2 separate regions of the Homo sapiens genome follow, and region 1 is linked to region 2. The links are chromatin contacts, found by Hi-C in ENCODE. All regions are on one chromosome and are shown on one strand. The core of a region is the stretch at or near the end of the contact, and the rest is flanking DNA. Distances in the headings are between cores, read along the strand shown. Region 1 holds the start of UTP15 (UTP15 small subunit processome component). Region 2 holds the start of NLN (neurolysin).

Region 1 (5,967 bases), core at 2,133-4,632, 7.8 Mb after region 2:
GTAAACAAATATTAAACAAGAAGTTTTTAAAAAAATCAACATGTACTTCCTTTAAATTAGATATTATATAATCTGAAATTATTTTAATTTTGGTTTCTATGAGATTCCAGAAAATCATATTAAAAAATGACTTCTAAACTGTCTTCCCAAACTCAAAATCTCATGATTGGGAAAATAACCCAAATATACAAAAACAAAAACAAATGCAGATATTTATACCATAACTTTCAACCTTTAAATAGGACAGATGCCACCTCCAGGTCAGAGTTAACCTGATCTTGAATATTTTTACTATCTTCTTCATTTAAGGACTTCACAAATCGAGAACACACATTCATATCAAATCGGTTAGGCAATATGAATTTCATTCCCATGGCAACACCCTGAGCTGACCCTTCTTCTGAATTTGGGTCCAGTGGATGTTCTATTTTAATGTCTGGCATGCCAGTTAGGCTATAAGTGCTGGGACACTCTTCCACGATAAGCTGGGCTCCAATATCCAGATTTGTTGATGTATCCATGATTTCAACTGTAGTTTCAATAACTAAAACATTTCTTCATGATTTCCTCTTGGTTTTGTAAGAGCAGTATCCAGTGTGTTCTTGGAATCTGGATATTTAAAAATCTGAAAGAAAAAATTAGAAAATTAAAAGTATTCTATCAGCTTAGGTAAAAACACACAAAATAATCATTTTCAATCAAGTATTGTAACAATGCTCTTGAAAGCACCTACACATAATAGAAAGAATATAATGTTCAGAGGTAGAGAAACCTGGGTATGAATCCAAACTTTGCCATTAATTAGCTGTGTGACCTGTAGAAGTTACTCAATCCCTCTGAGCTTCCGTGTCATTTATAAAATAGGGATATCACCATTAACCTTATAGGGTTCTGGTAAAGACCAAATGAAATACTGTACAGTGATATTCTCACCTCCATCATTAAATTCCAATACATTTTAGTTACTGTTTCTCCCATTTCCTATATCTGAATATCACCAAATGGATAAAAGATCAGGCTAACAATGAAAATAAACTTTAATCTCTTACCTAAGGTTAGTTCTTTAATATGCTATGTTTATATAGGTGGCCCTTAGTTTGAATTTAAGAAATGATAATTCATGTTGTATCCAAGTTTATTGGCATTGTCATCTATAACACCTGTGATTCCTAGACCATGAAAGGCTTTACAAAGCTTTGGTTTTGATGAACTGAAGGTACATTTATGAATTTTTGTTCCGATTAAGCATTAGCAACTTAATGTAGGTTTTCATGAAAAATAAAGTAGGTAGATTATGGATTGGCTTTCCAAGATGTATAGTTGTCTTAGATACATTATCATTTGGGACAGAAAGGAAATTAATAACATCCAGTTAATTTTTTCATGTTAGGGTTAATTGCCTCTTAGGAATTTTGAGAGGGTGCAGGGTGTTTCAAAATTGGAATTGGAATTAAAAGAAAAATGCATTAGGATCGCAGTGGAGCAAGGGTCGCGAAACCATACATTTACAGATAACCACCTTCTACAATTTTAAAAACATTTTCAAAGATTAGTCTTTATAACAATCCTTTGAGTAGGCAGGTCAGGTAATCATATGTCCACCTAGGAGGGGTAAAAAAGGAAGCTCATGAATTATGAGGGCTTACTCAGCTCTTCTGACTCCATCACTCTGACCATTAAAATGAGGCAGCCCTAAACAAAGCCAAAATCTCCACGAGAGAGTTGAATAAATAACACATAGTATAGTAAGGAAAAAAAAAAAAAGCAGGAAGTAAGAAGGTTAATACATTTGGGCAAAAAGAAGGAAACCAGAAAAGAAAATTAGTTCAGTGATTCAAAGGGAGATGGATGTGCAATGCATTAGTCCATGCGTCTTAAAAGGGACTGGACAATGTGAACTGTGTTTCCTGAGGGAAGAACCATCTCCCCCTTTCTCCTATCCAGCGGTTGGCTAAGTGCAACTCCCCTAAGCTCTCTGAGCACCCTGCATGTATCTGTATTTTAGCATTCACCATCCTTTTGACAATTTCCATTTAAATAACAGCTAAATTGAAAACTCCCCTAGGATGGGGACCACTCTTACTAATTTTTGCACACAGAACAGTACTTGGTCCTACCAGGTGCTCCATAAATGTTTTCTGATCTTAACTTTAACAATTTTTTCCATATTCTTTTCTATTTCTAACATTTGCTGATTAGACCTGGCTTTCCACTCCCAACATCGCTACTAACTAGCTGGCCACTCCTGGACAAATAAATAATACAAGTTTTCTGAAATTCATCTATTATAAAAAGGTGTTGAAATAGGCCTTTCTAATATTCTTTCCAGCTCTAAACAGCTTCCATGTTACAAATCAGGGTTTATAGATGGAATTACAGGTCTTCGAGAGGAGAATAGCAAATGTGCTTAGGCGAAGGGGGTGGGTGGAAAATGAACGCTTATCTTGGCACAGCAGTTTAACGAGAGGAGAAGCAAAGTTGATTGGTAGGCCAAAATTTTGAAGAACAGGAGAGGGAGGCGGGGGTGAGGGGAGTGGGGTAACAGGACTTAGAAGAGGTGGTGGTGAGAAAAAGGGGGTAAGGCAATCGATAGCTAGGTTCACCTCGATCTGTCAGAGCCCAGGGATGAAGGGATAGAGAGTCTACGGAGATAAAGTGGGCAGCTATGCTAGTTCCTGTGGATGCTAATAACAGGAGCCCCTCGTTTCTTCCTGATCCTGGAATTATTCTACAAGGAGAGGAAGGTGCTATGAAAATAAATGATGCCTCACAGGCGACAGGTGTCCCAGCGTCCCGAGACAGGAGCCCGCTGTCTCCCGCTGGAGGGGAGACTCTTGCAGGAAAGAAAGTCCGTTCTGTCGCCACCGGCCAGCTGTGCCCGAAAAGTCCCAGGAAGAAACTCTCGCTCATCCGCGGCGAGCGGATCCCGGGCACAGGGGCTGGAGGCCGACCCGGTGAGAGTGCAAGGTCTCGCGACCACCGACGACAGCAGACAGCGAGTCGGGCCTTCCCATCTGAGGCCAGCTTCAGTACAGGCCTCCAAGCCCGGGCTTGTTTTGGCCGCGACGTCACTTCCGATTTCTTCTTTCGCCTTCTGGCTAAAAAACGTTCCGCAGCAATGCAGCTGAAACTTTCGGGTTTTCTTTTTTTTGTCCCTCTCTCCTTTTTTTTAATATTTTTGTTTTTGCCGCCTTTACGCTCCGAGGCCCATCCTGCCGGAGTACTACACAGACAGGGTCATTTCAGTTGACGGTTCTGGGTCACCAGAGCAGAGGAAGCCCCAATTTCGCCCTCCGGTCACACCTCCTACTCCAGATCGCCCCGCCCACCTGACCCGCCTCTGCGCCGCCGGGCTGCGTGAGTCTCATGAGCGTGCTCTGGTACGTCATCTTCGCGCGACGTTCGGTTCGCTGTGTGTGTCGCCGGCTCCTTGAGGGTCCATGTGATTTTTACGCCAGTGCTGCTGAACTGTGCAGGGTAGGGAGCTGGCACAGTCCGATTAATTGTCCTTGGGTCGAGGTGTCTCGTCGGACCCTTTGGGGCTCAGTGGAGGTAGGTGAAGGCGGCTCCCATTGAGGGAAGCCCACACTCACACCCGGCCTTCCTGTGTTAATCTGGCATGCTCTTCTGGGGCTTCCCAGGCTATATAGGAGAGTGGCCAAATTCTTTAACCGGCTCAAGTTCCCCTCAATTAAGCTTCGACCTAGGTTCTTCTCTGCGATTACACCCTTTCCTGTCCACCGTTGTTAGTTCCCGGAGTAATCAGCAACTCTCCAAGGCAATGGACACATTTCCATCTTTGCCTTTGCTTACGAGGCTCCCTCAGGTGAAGTGAACCTAATGGAGTTTTAAAATATTTGGGAGATAAAATCAGCAGATCTTGTTAACTATTTGGATGTTAGGAGTGAGGAAGAAAAGGACACGTCAAGGCTGAGTCTAGGTTAATATCTGGTGCCAGTCACCAGCCAAAATGGAGTATATTGGAGTAAGCAAAGGCACAGACCATGTCTTTATTTCATTCACCATTATAGCCCCAGTGCCTAGAGCAGTGTCCTGCACATTGGTAGGTACTTTAATGAACAGAAGAGTGTTCCCAAAGACCAGTGAAATACAATCATTGGTCATTGTATTTCATTAAAGCACCTTTTAAATATATGTTACACCTATTTATCGTGGTGTTACTAATGTAAAGTTTTCAGGCTTTTTGGAATAGATGATGAGCAGCACCTCTGGAATCATTTACCTGATAACATTGAATCTCTTTTGCAATTGAGTCGTTCTGGAAAAATGTTTTGGCTTGATTGCATGTTATTTAAAAGTTTTATCCTATTCTGCCACTTTAGTGTTGAATTTAATTTCAGGACTGCTTTATTACAGTTTTCTTTCCTACTGTTTAAACCTTTTAAAGTAAATTTAATTTTAAGCTTCTACATTAGAATATTAGCTTTGTGTTTCTTACTTCTTGGCATTTTTAGGCTTTCAGGAAATCAAATCCGTAACTATAATTGTTATAGATTAAATGTCATCTTAAACTTGGTTTCAGGAAACTTGTATTTGCAGTTTCACCTTAATATTTCCTGTTGCCAAAAAATGGACACTCAAAGCCAGCATGATCCTTTTTGGTTTGGCTACTGTAAGGCTGTGCTAGATTTATTCCTAAGTGTTGTAAAATGGTTGGCTAGGTGTGAGAACCTTTGTGTACAGCTGAATAGATGGTGCGATATGATAGCCTTCACTTTAATTATTCCTGCTTCCTATAGATTGCCTTTTCTGGGTTAGAATTAAATGGCTTATTGGTCTCTAATCTATATACTTCCACACAGACTTTTTAAAGAAAGCAGAGTGAAAATCAACTATGTGTACAAGCTTATAATATGTATATAAAATATTTTATTTTTCAGAATTAAGGCAGAGTCACTGTAATTATTTCTAATACCAATTCCAAAATAGTGACTCTTGGACAATAGTGCAATTATATGGAATTATGGCTGGTTATAAGCCTGTAGCTATTCAGACATATCCTATACTTGGTGAAAAAATCACCCAAGATACACTGTACTGGAACAACTATAAGGTGAGTGTGGGACGTAATGAGGGAGAAGGGATTTGTGTTTATGCCAATTTCTCTAGCATATGTTATACTCTGGATGCTCTAACAGAGAATTATTAACTGAAAACCATCTATCAGCAGCTTATAGTTTGGGCAGATAATTTGATATCTATTTTTTCTTGGAATTTTATGTAAAAGTCCATACTGCTTAATCAGATTAACCATACAAATGCCTAGCACAGAACAGATGATCAATCAATGCCAAATGAATTAAATTTTAAAATTTGAATCTCATATGTGTAAAGATGTTTATTGAAGTATTGCTTGTAATAGTAGAAATCTTGAAAAACCCATGTCTATTAGTAGTGGACTGGTATAGTAAATTACAGTGTGCCCTTATAATGGATGGTAAGTCTATTGCTCCTATGAAAGCTAATATGTGTTACTAAGTGAAAAGAAGCAAGATGTGGAACAGCCTACATGGTATGATTATCTTTTTGTTATTTTAAAAGTACAAGTACGTGGTTATTGTATGCTGGTGTAGACATGATAACTTTTTTTTTCTGGTAGAAATCACAGTAAACTCAATAGCTGAAGAGACAGAGTGGGGTGTGGCTTTCTAACCATATGTTTATTTCAGTGGCAACAAGAATAGTCTGGGTGATGAGATATGTACCTTTTTTGCTTTCTTTGTAATTTTATGTTAAATACAACTTAAGAAATGTTACTAAGAACAAAGAGAAACGGTCTGTAAGAAATTATGTAATGCATAAATAGGTCTTACCAGTGGTAACTCTGTTAACACACTATTATTTTTTATTAAGACCCCTGTTCAGATTAAGGAATTTGGTGCAGTTTCAAAAGTAGACTTTTCTCCTCAGCCTCCATATAATTATGCTGTCACAGCTTCCTCAAGA
Region 2 (6,216 bases), core at 3,556-6,055:
TTTATGATGTAAGATTAAAAAAATAAAATAACTAAAGTGATATCCTGGAGTAGGTGAGACAGGATGGGATCTAGTATACCAGTAGAGGGGTTCCATTTAGAAAGGAACATGAATAGTCCATCTATGGTAATAGCTAGTCAAACAGGCAGGCAGGCCGAGTATGTGGGTGCCATCATATCCAGCTATTTTCTTATTATTTCAGCTTTCTTGGTGGAGTAGAAAGCAAGGTAACCAACTAAAAGTGAGGACAGTGAAGGAGGTTTGAGGGTTTGAGAAGATATGAGAAAGTGTTAAAATGGTCATCTAGGAAAATAAATGTATGAATGAACTTAGAACAGATACTGTGATTGCCTGACAGCATTAAAGGTCTACTTGAAGTTCACAGTCATGAATTTAAAGTGGGACTAGTCAGCAAAGTTGTGTGTTTTGCTCCATTTATTTACGGCTACATGAGTGGGTGTGAGTAGTTGGGCACAAAGTAGGTGGAGAGTTGGATTTAAACAAAGTTGGGCTTTGCAAGAAAGGGAAGGAGATACAAGGGAATAATTATAATTATCAACCATGGAATTTAAGATGAGTAAGAAGAGGTGTGGGGAAAGGTGAGGCATGAACAGATTGGAGGTACTGGTTGGGTCAAAGAATAGCTGGAGTAGGGATTCTAGAGGGAGTAATCTTGGAAAGACAGGCAATAGTGGTCAGGAAGTGAAATGTTTGGGATAGAGATTAGGGAAGGAATGCAATTCTGGTAATGATTAAGTCTAGGGAAGGCTTTCTCAATCTCCGCATACTGACATTTTGGATCAGGTAATTTCTTCTTGTCAGGGGCTGTCCTGTGCATTAGCAGCATCCATGGCCTCTACCTACTCACTAGATGCCAATAATACCAGCCACCCGCCTCACCCAGTTGTGACAATCAGAATGTATCCAGATATTGCAAAATCACCCCCAAGTTGAGAACCACTGATCTAGAATATGATCAAGTGTTTGAGATCACTGGATGAGGTCAATAACTGAGAGCCAGGGAACTAAAATAATCATCAATCAGTATATTGCAATTGCCAAGAACTAAATAGGAGTAGTGCTAGAGAGAGTGACAGTGAGCAGGAACCACAATTAGTCAAGGAATGAAGCAAATGTCAGTAGATGACAATAATTAAGAGGAGTGGGTGACATAATCTGATGGCAAGACAAAGCTGATGATATACCAGCTTCACAGTAGTGGTAAAGCTGGTATTAGAACTGAGGCTTCTTTCCTAGGGCTTTTAAAAATGTCTAGAAGGTGGGCAGACACCTCCACATGATTTCATGTTCAATTAAATTAGACTCACAGAGTCAAAAATAGGGGTCAGTCAAAAACAATTGGCACCCTTTCTGACTGCCATATATAACAAACAGCTGAAGGCACATATTTTTGGCTGAATACCATCCTAAAAATAGGACATAACATCTTGGTTTGAAAAAAAAACCCTCAATTTTCTTTCTGGCCCTTAAAACTTTTATGCTGCTTTTGATTAGAAAAGAAACATCTTTTCTTAAATGACTGCATTTATCTGTTTGCTACAGAGCAATCATAACTAACATTCTCCTTAGATAACCAATCAACTTTATTTTCACATAGTCTAATCATCAAGGAGAACAAAAAGACCTTAATATTAAATGGACTGATTGCAATGTTCTCCAACTGTGCATCACCTGCTCCTCTCACTGCCACCTGGAAAGACATCAACTAACCAGACTGCAAGGAGGTTTAGAGCAAATGCCCAATTTTCATCTCCACCTCCTAAAAGCATATTCACAGGGAAATGCTTGTTGAAATTATAGAAGCAGTTTCAAGATGGGATTTATAACTATACTGTCATTTATTAAGTTCTTCCAAATGCACTCTCACTGCAATAATTAAGACTTTGGGGCTGGGAGGGGTGGCTCATGCCTGTAATCTCAGTACTTTGGGAGGCCAAGGCGAGTGGATCACTTGAGCCCAGGAGTTTGAGAACAGCCTGGGCAACATGGCGAAACTCTGTCTCTACAAAAAAAAATACAAAACTTAGCCGGGTGTGGTAGTGTACTCCTGTAGTCCCAGCTACTCAGGAGGCCGAGGTGGGAGGATCAATTGAGCCCAGGAGGTGGAGGTTGCAGTGAGCCGAGATTGTGCCACTACACTCCAGCCTGGGTGACAGAGCCAGACAGACCCTGTCTCAAAAAATAAATAAATAAATAAAAGACTTTAGGCCACAGGGACACCAGATTCACTGAACCTCCACAAGCCCATCTGCAGAATTCTACCTTGTTATGGTTGTACTGAATTTAAATTTTATAACACATAAACATGAAGAACAAAGACGGTGTCGAGGAAACACATGATGCTATCACCCACATCCTGTTCAACTTTACAGATTACCGAATCCAATATTAAAGTTAACGTAAAACACAGGTGAAATGCTCCCATTTCAAGTTCCAAATTAGGCACTGGTCAGATCTCACTAGTGGTATAATTATTAGACTTTTACATAGTGCTATTAAAATGACTCAGGTATTTTTATATATTATTTCTAAACTGGATGCTTTCCTATTAGGAAATGGAGACAACAAGATCTTCAGAGTATTAACCAGGATTTAAATCTCAGCTTTATCACATATCAGCTGTGTTATCTGCTTACGCTATTTGGTTTCATTTTCTTTTTCTTTTTTTTTTTTTTTTTTTGAGATAGGGTCTCGCTCATGGCCCAGGCTGGAGTGCAGTGGTGTGATCTCAGCTCACTGCAACCTCCACCTCCTGGGTTTAAGCCACCCTCCTATCTCAGCCTCCTGAGTAGCTGGGACTACAGGCAAGTGCCACCACACCTGGCTACTTTTTGTATTTTTAGTAGAGACAGGGTTTTGCCATGTTGCCCAGCCTGGTCTTGAACTCCTGACCTCAAATGACCTACCTGCCTCGGCCTCCCAAAGTGCTGGGATTACAGGCATGAGCCACCAAGCCTGGCCCTGGTTTTATTTTCTCACTTGTTAAATGGGGATAATACTAACATAACAGTTGCTGTGAAGAAAAAATTGCCTATAATATGAACAGCATACTTCTGACATATAGTATTTGTTCAATAAATGAACAATAGTCCTCTTAATTTGTTGTTAAAACAAACAAAACAAGCTTCAGAAAATGGAAATACGATAACCTTATAGTCAGGCCTCTCCTCTTGAAAGATCAAAAAAAATTCTGATTATGTTACAATAGATCATCAAGTTGGGCTTACAGCTATTTTAGTCTTCGTTTATAATTATAATATAAATGAACACAAAGAGCAGATGCATACCTTCCAAACTTTCTTGTTCATCCGAGGTGTAAGTGTCCATCTGACTTTGTTCCCGTAAGAAACGAATAACTGCATAAACCAGGTGCTTGATAGATGACATTTTAGAAGCTTAAACACTTTTCCTTGATAAGAAAAATGAAAACACTGAACTAAGTTATTTTAAAGAATCAGTCAGGAAAGTCATAAATTACAAAGATGATATGGGTTATAAAGTGTATTAAAGGTAAAAACAAAACACAAAACTGTATGACCTTTCATCTTTTCTCTTTGTAAAGAGTCAGGAGAGCACAAAGTATTGTGAAGGTAATTTATTACATATTTTCATTAATACCCAGTGGTATACGAGTATGTTAAATCTTGGAATAAGTAAAAATGTCTTCAAAACATGTACAGCATAAGCTTAGACTGTCACTGCATATCTCACCATACAGAAATCCCCTAAAGGCCTCAGTACTAAGTTAAGAGGCATTTCATACTGCTGACTAAAAGCTGATGTATACCAAGCATCTTCCTCTTTTTCATGGGATCTAAAAAAAGTATTAATAATGTACACTCTACCCACTTTTGTAGGTTGAGAGTTATTTGATGAGGAAACACATTCGCGAAAGGTTATTCAAGTGGTGAGTGTCGTTCTTAATAAAAATGGCATTTCTATTTAATCAGCAGACATGTCAGGAAATCGCTGCCCAAGTCGATGGATACTACAAGCCGACCGGCGCTCCCTGCAGAGGCTGTGCTCTCGTGGACAAGCTGGAAGCTCCCGGTCATGTTCATTCACATGGAATACTATCGCATCCAAACAGTGGCGCAGGGCCAGGCGGCATTCATGGCTGATTTCCACCAAATCGCATCATCCATCTGCTCCCCAGGTTCCCTAATTCAAAGCCAGGGTGTGGTACCCGCCGCTATAATGTTTATTATTTGTGTAGTTATTTTAAAGGCGATGTCAGCCTCTAGGCCACGGGGTCATAAGCACTAAATAAGGCCCCAGGGCAGAAGGTAAAAACAGAATGGGGGGAAAAGGGGTGAGAAGAGGGAAATAGGCTTCTCCCCCTTCCTCTCCCCAGAGCGCATCGAGCTCCCCCTCCCTTCCGTCCTCCCTCAGGTACCCGGCCTCGCCTCGGCCCTGCCCGGTGTGCAGCGGGTGCCGGTGCGGGCCCCGGTCCGGAGCGGCGGGAGGCGCACCCTTGCCAGACAGAAGCCCCTTACCAAGCAGGAGGACGCGAGACGACTGCTGCTGGCCCGCGGGGTTCCGTAGGCAGGCCCGCCCGACCCCTGGTCCTCGGGGCTGGAGCCCGGCTCGGGATCGCAGCACTGGTCGCGGCGGCGCAAACTTCCCCGGCCCCTAGGCCGTAGACCCCAGAACCCACCAGGCTGTGCTCTCTCTCAGGCGGCAGGGTCTGGCCAGCACCGCCCCTGGGGCGGGGCCGGACGCGAGGGCTGGGGCGGGGCCAGACACGCGAGCTGGGGCGGGGCACGGCGCGGGGCGGGGCTGGTAGGCGCCGGCGTGGAGCTGCCGCACGTGGGAGGGCGCTGGCCAGGCAGCCACTGTGGCCTCTGCGGCTAGGCCGGCTCGAGACTCCCGGGCGCCCAGGCGCTGCCGCCCGCCTCGCCGCCCCACGCCGAAGGACCACGCGCCCGCCGCCGCCAGCCTCTCAGCGCTCCCATGATCGCCCGGTGCCTTTTGGCTGTGCGAAGCCTCCGCAGGTACCTCCAGCGCGCGGGTTAACCTTGGCCGTGGGCAGGGCGGGGTCTTTCGCCGTGTGGTGCCTGGAGCCCGGACCCACCCCTTCCCGACCGCGCCTCTCCGACGCTCCCGGGACGCACCCTCCCCGCGGCTTGCAAGGTGGACCCCTGGGGGACACCTGGCGCGGCCACCTGGGGCCACCTTTCCCGCCTCCGCTCCCTCGGGAGGACGTCCATTCCTCTTTGTTTGGGACTGCCTCAGCCGCAGTCAGCGAGGCTGGTCACAGACGCGGCCCAAAATGAATGCAAATAGTTTGGATAAGAAAATCATTTCACGTTCAATCCCAATGCAGAACTACAGACCTGTCATTAAAAGTGCCGCAGCTGTGGACTCAGAACAATTGTGTTTGCTCCTCGCGCCCATTATTAGCATTCCAATCGTTTAACATCCACCCGAGATGAAACCTCTTTGGTGGTGTTGCTTGTTTCCGTCCATGCTCTCTGACTTCCTTTTTTATTTTCCTCCTCCCCATAAAACAAACATTCTGCCTCTTGCCGGTGCAAATTGACTTGGCCCAAAATGGAGAAAATGATCGCTTGGACACGGCTTTGGGCAGCCTGAGCTGCTGTTTTGGATTGCTTCCTAGCCCTCTAACCACACCCCACTGCAACAGACCAGTAGCAAGATGGTGAGGGAATTAAATTCTTTGCACGGATGCGCTGGTTTTCGGAAACAATGCCGCCACCATCCCCGTTTCCAAATCTGCCCAGAACTGTAAATCCAAATGAAGATTCAACAGAATAAAGAAAATGTGTGCTTCTTGCTAGCTATCAACAAAACTACTTTGTAACATGTCAGCATTTAAGCTTTCTACAGTTCCCTTTTGCACATTGCCACTCGTCTGTGTGGATGGAGCTTTGTGTTGCTCAGTCCGTAGAGTTAGGGAGCAGGCAGGCGACAGTGGTTAATTACAAAGAGTTAATGTGGTGATTGGTGACCATATTTCAGCCTGTCGTTTTTTGCTAGTCTCCAGGCTGCAATCGATATAGCTGTCAAATGAAGTTATACCAAGAAATGAAGACTTCACATAATGCAGGGGTGAGAGGAGGGAATAAATCTTCATATAAGAGCAATTCTCGGCCGGGCGCTGTGGCTCATGCCTGTAATCCCAGCACTTTGGGAGGCCGAGGCGGGTGGATCACGAGGTCAGGAGATCGAGAC

The links. A loop is a pair of places that touch in the nucleus more often than their neighbours do. Pooled maps may share reads with other maps.
Region 1: a pooled map shows a loop between it and region 2 (3-fold over the local background). The contact joins the promoter of UTP15 here to the promoter of NLN in region 2. A Hi-C loop is called at or near these places in 2 of 50 pooled maps.

The regions. Positions count from the first base shown.
Region 1 is chr5:73,562,361-73,568,327 of GRCh38, forward strand. It overlaps UTP15 (UTP15 small subunit processome component), which reads left to right and starts at 3,383. Exons shown (of 13, transcript NM_032175.4): 1 at 3,383-3,552; 2 at 4,902-5,074; 3 at 5,875-5,967. The coding sequence starts at 4,985. It overlaps ANKRA2 (ankyrin repeat family A member 2), which reads right to left and starts at 3,279. Exons shown (of 9, transcript NM_023039.5): 1 at 2,772-3,279; 2 at 233-625. The coding sequence starts at 521. RefSeq lists enhancers at 2,539-3,093, 2,673-2,722, 2,743-2,952, 2,963-3,522, 3,094-3,648.
Region 2 is chr5:65,717,400-65,723,615 of GRCh38, forward strand. It overlaps NLN (neurolysin), which reads left to right and starts at 4,806. Exons shown (of 13, transcript NM_020726.5): 1 at 4,806-5,015. The coding sequence starts at 4,975. SGTB (small glutamine rich tetratricopeptide repeat co-chaperone beta) reads right to left here and starts at 4,710. Exons shown (of 11, transcript NM_019072.3): 1 at 4,518-4,710; 2 at 3,309-3,430. The coding sequence starts at 3,408. RefSeq lists silencers at 2,040-2,236, 4,281-4,330, 4,391-4,440, 4,511-5,120 and enhancers at 5,397-6,216, 5,991-6,070.